Linked DNA regions of Homo sapiens: region 1 is linked to region 2. Evidence: read pairs that join two places in POLR2A ChIA-PET (ENCODE). Cell type or tissue: B cell. All regions are shown on one strand. Each heading gives the region's core, and the rest is flanking DNA. Links, peaks and the distances in the headings are about the cores only. Region 1 overlaps ZNF331 (zinc finger protein 331). Region 2 overlaps MYADM (myeloid associated differentiation marker).

Region 1 (2,911 bases), core at 124-2,623, 320 kb before region 2:
ACATTCTGAAAGTTATAGAAATTAAGAACATAGAGCCTATGTTCTTAATTTCACCAAAATATCTCCTCCCAAATTATACATACCCTTTCAAACCTACCTTCCTCTCTTAGTAATTAATGATACCGTCTTTCAATTTACATGAATCAGTATCACTATTAGTAAATGTATTTTATGCCATTATATAACAGACTAATTTATTTATTCTGTACTCTACTGTGATATTTTCCTCTATCTTCTGCAAGATTTTCATTTTTAAAAATTACTGTCTTGGCTGGGTGCAGTGGCTCATGCCTGTAATCCTGGCCTAGGCAACAAGAGTGAAACTCCATCTCAAAAAAAAAAAAAAAAAATTAGTGTCTTGAAATTTGCATAACATCAATGGATGATGTCATTGTGAATGTCCTGGCGGTGATATTATACTGTATACTATAATCACCAATTGGTGTAACCAGGTGAAAGATACATAGGCTTTCTCAGTATTATGTGTACAACTACCTAAGAATCTACGGTTGTATCAATTTAAAAGAAAAACTTTCCCACACAAGATAATCTCCAAACATCTTGGGCATACATGTGTGTACTACTCTAGCTATTTCCTTGGGATAAATTCTAAAAAGTGGGATTTTGAGTCAAAATGAGACTGTGGTTAAGTAGTACCTGCAACATCCTGTAGACCCTGTGACATTAGTACTTGGAATGAGAGCGGGACTAACTGGGCATAACTGCTGCCTGTACATTGTTTACAATCCAGCAAGCAAGGGACACCGAATAGCACCTCGGGCAGCCTGTGCTGGCGGCCTGCAGAGAATTCCAGGTGATGCTCCAGAGGGGCTAGGAGAGGATACCCTTCTGATGACAGCCATGGCTCACCCGGCATCACCCCACTCAGAGGCCAGACGGGCTCCCAGCTGGGGTGACACAGCCCCTCTCCCAGCCGGGAACGGGCGTCTGCAGGGAGCAAGATGGACTCAGTGTGGGGCTGCCTGCCTGGAACGCGCCCTGAGGCCCCTGCCTGGGACCGGCCCAGACTACGTTTCCCAGAGGCCCCCCAGGAACTTAAGGCGCTGCATGCTGGGACACGGGGCTTGGGGCTCTGGTTTCCCCAGACATCGCCCTCCTCAAGCCTCTCACCCCTTCCCGAAGCCCCTGTGTGTTTGGGCCTGAGTAGGGCATTCGCTTCCTAGGAGGAACCCAGGGGTGCGCGCCAAGCATGGGGGTAGGGGGACCGCCGAGTGCGCCTGTGGCTTCGGGAGAGGCCAAAGAAGGAAGGAGTGGGAAGGGCGCGCACGCGTGTCAGTGTGTGCATGTGTCAGCGTCTGTGCACGCGCACATGTGTGTCGGGGTCTGGTCGCACATGCGGATCAAGGTCTGGCCACACGCATGCGTTGGGGGTCTGTGTGCGCGTACACGTGCATGTCGCGGTCTGGGTGTACATGCGTGTCAGGATCTGTGTGCACGCACATGCGTGTCGGGCTCTGCTGCTGCCTGCGCGCTCCGGCCGCTGGGTGCGGGAGGCCCCTCCCGAGTCCGGGGTGCGCATGCGCGCTGGCCTCCATGGGTGGCGGGACCGACTGTGTGACGCACTTGCGTGGGAGTGCGAGGCTGACGCGGCGGCTCTATCTCCCGTAACTGTGACACGGGTGCACGCAAGCGTCATTGGGGGTGATGGGGGCCGTGCTCGGTGCGCTTCTGCACCGGTGACGCAACCGCTGTGTCTCCGCCAGTCCGCGCAGGTGAGATTGGCGCCCATGGCTCCAAGGGGAGACGGGCACGGAGCTTCTAGCGGTGACGCACTTGCTGGAGAGGGTGTGGGGTGACGCAGCCGGGCTCTCCCCATAACTAGGGCTGGGGTGCTCCCGAGGCTTTGGGGCGACGGAACCCGCACCTGTGAACCTCGGCAGTGCGTCCCCGGGACTCTGTTCTGTGAGGTGCGCTCTGGGGGATATGTGGGGGCGGCGATCAGGACGGGTCTCCGTGGCCCACGGATGTGCCTTTGCACTGTGTGGAGTGGCGGGGCCGGCAGCGTGGCCGTGCTGGGCGTTAGTGGGTATGAGGGGCGCAGATGTGTCTCAGGCCAGTGTGTGCTGTGGTGAGGCTGAGCCATCAGTGCAGGCTTGTGCTGGGATGGTTGGTCGGGCCTTCTGGGTGACGCAGGTGTGTGTGACAGCACAACCTGTAGCTCCAGCGTCTCTGTGCTGAGATGGGTGATCGGGCCTTCTGGGTGACGCAGGTGTGTGTGACAACACAACCTGTAGCTCCAGCTTCTGTGTGCTGGGATGGGTGATCGGGCCTTCTGGGTGACGCAGGTGTGTGTGACAGCACAACCTGTAGTTCCAGCGTCTCTGTGCTGAGATGGGTGATCGGGCCTTCTGGGTGACGCAGGTGTGTGTGACAACACAACCTGTAGCTCCAGCTTCTCTGTGCTGGGATGGATGATCGGGCCTTCTGGGTGACGCAGGTGTGTGTGACAGCACAACCTGTAGCTCCAGCGTCTCTGCTGCTTCCCCTGCCTTCACCTCCTAACCAAGCGGTACCTGCCTGAGAACAAGGGCCGCGGAAGGACGGGAGTGCCTGAGCCCTGCCAGGAAATTCACCAACAAGAAGGCAGAAACAGCCATGAGGTGACGCTTTCAGAGCTAGAAGTGCTCTCCACTCAGGGCGCCTGAGTGACAGGAGACGGTGGCCTCAGGAGTAGAATTCCTCCTGTAGAGGGACACGTCCCTGATGTGGGAGACAGGGAGAGGGGCAGCTCCACGCTTCATCATCTCAGTTACCACAGCGTGCTCTTCAGGAATCTCCCAGAAACTCCATCTCGGGGCCTCGTATTTCTCATTGGTTTTATTAGGTATGGCAGGTGTTACCCTTCTGGTTCTGTTTTCCCCAGGCCAGCATCCTTCAGAAAAAGCATCCC
Region 2 (2,911 bases), core at 122-2,621:
ATTACTGAGTGGCCCTTAAAGAGGGAAGTTTGTTTTCAGCTGTTCTCTTTTGCCCGTAGGTGGGAGGGTGGGGATTGCTGCGTCCTAGCTAGAGGAATGGCTTTGCTTGAATGTGTAGTGCACACGCACGGGTGTTTCTGTGTGCTAGTTGCTTCTTGCTGCTGCTTCCTGCTTGTCTGGGACTCACATACATAACGTGATATATATATATATATATATAAATGTATAAATATATATTTTATTTTTTTTTAAATCCCTGGAGCTTCTGGTTCCTATCAGTTCCTGTTGTTAATCGTAGAACCGTTGTCCCTTCCCCCATTCCCGTATCCATCATGTTCTTTTTCTTTTAAATATCAATATAAAGGTAAAAGAAGGACTTGTGCTTTCTTAATGAGGAGGGCGGCCGAGCACGGCGGGCGGATCACTTGAGGTCAGGAGTTTGAGACCAGCCTGGCCAACATGGTGAAACCCCGTCTCTACAAAAAAATAAAAAAGAAAAGCGGGGGAGGACTCTCGGAGAGGGGCAAGGGCCAGATTCTTGGGTCTAGTGGGAGAATAGGGTTGGTGCCAAGACAACCTTGGCCTCATCAGAAGATACTAGCTGGATCTAGGTCTTCTAAATGACTTCCTCAAACCAGGAGGGCTGGGTGGGATAGAAATGAACTAGACTTCTCCCTCCTTGGAGTCTGTCCCCTGAGCACCTCACAAATACAACGTCCTAATTTGAGTGAAGGAGCTTTCCTCCCCAGTCACCTCGTCCTCCCAGGTCCCCCCATTTCAGTAATAGCCTCTCAGAGCTGAGAACCCAAGCACATGGTGGTACCTTCCCCCCGTCTACTCAAGTCAGTCCCTCATCAAACACTGTCTATTCTTCCCCCTAAATACCATTTCTACCGCCCTCTTCTCCAGGTTCCTGGTCCAGCTCAAGTTCCATTTTGTTTCACCTGAGCTATTGCCCCAGCCTCCTTCTCCTCCATCCCACCCTGGCTCCAGAGGGATTCTTTCATCATGCAGATCTGATCCTGCCCTTCCCTGCTGAAGTCCTTCCGTAGCCCATTGCCTATAGGCACTATCAAAGCCCCTGGGTCTGGCCTTCATGATCTGATCCCGCCTCCATTCCCACTATCAGCTCCCTCCTTACCCTCCAATCTAAGCCTCTGAATATACCTGGTCAACAGAAGACCTTCATAAAGATCAAATGAGCTACTGCAACCAATCTCTGTCCCACAGAAGGCCATCTTGTCCATTTCTGTAGGCTCCAACCCTATGGGGCTTAGCAGGTGTTCTCCCCATGTGCAGAGATGAGAGATTGTAATAAATAAAGGCACAAGACAAAAATAAAGAGAAAGCAGCTGGGCCCAGGGGACCACTATCATCAAGACGCAGAGACCGGTAGTGGCCCATAACGGCTGGGCTCGCTGATATTTATTGCATACAAGACAAGGGGGCAGAGTAAAGAGGGTGAATCTTCGAAGTGATTGACAAGGTGAAGCAAGTCACGTGATCACGGGACAGGGTGCCCTTCCCTCTTAGGTAGCCGAAGCAGAGACAGAAGGCAGCATACGTCAGTGTTTTCTTCTATGCACTTCTAAGATCAAAGACTTTAAGACTTTCACTATTTCTTCTACCGCTATCTACTATGAACTTCAAAGAGGAACCAGGAGTATGGGAGGAGAATGAAAGTGAAGGAGGAGTGTAAGCATTGAAGCACAGCACCACAGGGAGGGGTTTAGGCCTCGGGATGACTGCGGGCAGGCCTGGATAATATCCAGCCTTCCACAAGAAGCTGGTGGAGCAGAGTGTTCCCTGACTCCTCCAAGGAAAGGAGACTCCCTTTCGTGGTCTGCTAAGTAACGGGTGCCTTCCCAGACACTGGCGTTACCACTTGACCAAGGACCCCTCAAGCGGCCCTGATGTGCGCGTGACAGAGGGCTCACCTCTTGCCTTCTAGGTCACTTCTCACCATGTCCCTTCAGCACCTGACCCTATACCTGCCGGTTATTCCTAGCTTACATTAGTAATGCAGCAAAGAGTAATATTAAAAGCTAATGATTAATAATGTTTATAATAATGATTGATAATTGTCCATGATCATCTCTACATCTAATTTGTATTATGACTATTCTTATTCTAACTATTTTGTTTATTATACTGAAACAGTTTGTGCCTTCAGTCTCTTGCCTGGGCACCTAGGTAATCCTCCGCCTACATATTTCCCGGACCTCAGGAGAATCACAAATACACAAATAAATATAAGCCCTACAAAATTCCCAGATCAGGCCCGGCGGGTGGCTCACGTCTGTAATCCCAGCACTTTGGGAGGCTGAGGCGGGTGGATCACGAGGTTAGGAGATCGAGACCATCCTGGCCAACATGGTGAAACCCCGTCTTTACTAAAAATACAAAAATTAGCCGGGCGTGGTGGAGGGCACCTGTAGTTCCAGCTACTCATGAGGCTGAGGCAGGAGAATCGCTTGAACCTGGGAGGCGGAGGTTGTAGTGAGCCGAGATCGCGCCACACTGCACTCCAGCCTGGGAGACAGAGCGGGACTCCGTCTGAAAAAAAAAAAAAAAAAAAAAAAAAAAAAATATATATATATATATATATATATATATATATATATATATATTCCATGATCAGCCGGCGCGGAGGCTCACGCCTGTAGTCCCAACACTGGGAGGACAAGGCGGGAGGATCGCTTAAGCCCAGGAGTTCAAGACCAGCCTGGGCAACACAGCAAGACCTCGTCTCTATTTAAAAAAAAGTTTTAAAGAAAATTCGATGATCACAGAACCCGCTATCTGCATCTACATCCGCAAAAGCAATTGGGGAGAGATACCGCAAGGGAGGGAAGGGTTCCCCTGGAAGGGGAGAAGGAAAGGCCAGCTGGGGCACACACTGTCGTTGGAT

The links. Peaks named below come from ENCODE experiments on the same cell type or tissue, not always from the same donor. Only the 100,000 strongest peaks of a DNase experiment are listed, where the experiment ranks them.
Region 1: POLR2A ChIA-PET joins it to region 2 with 11 read pairs; 2 of 35 experiments call an interaction of 5 or more read pairs at or near these places.

Annotation. Positions count from the first base shown.
Region 1 is chr19:53,552,961-53,555,871 of GRCh38, forward strand. ZNF331 (zinc finger protein 331) reads left to right here. Exons shown (of 6, transcript NM_001079906.2): 3 at 2,885-2,911. Among named protein-coding and RNA genes, the nearest start is that of ZNF331, 16 kb to the left of the region's middle. RefSeq lists enhancers at 884-933, 1,004-1,203. In B cell, for the core only: no CTCF peak of the experiment used is centred there; DNase peaks (open chromatin) are centred at 431 and 1,581; H3K4me3 peaks cover 1,940 bases; H3K27ac peaks cover 2,500 bases.
Region 2 is chr19:53,876,063-53,878,973 of GRCh38, forward strand. It overlaps MYADM (myeloid associated differentiation marker), which reads left to right. Exons shown (of 3, transcript NM_138373.5): 3 at 1-373. Among named protein-coding and RNA genes, the nearest start is that of PRKCG, 4.7 kb to the right of the region's middle. In B cell, for the core only: no CTCF peak of the experiment used is centred there; DNase peaks (open chromatin) are centred at 763 and 1,539; H3K27ac peaks cover 702 bases.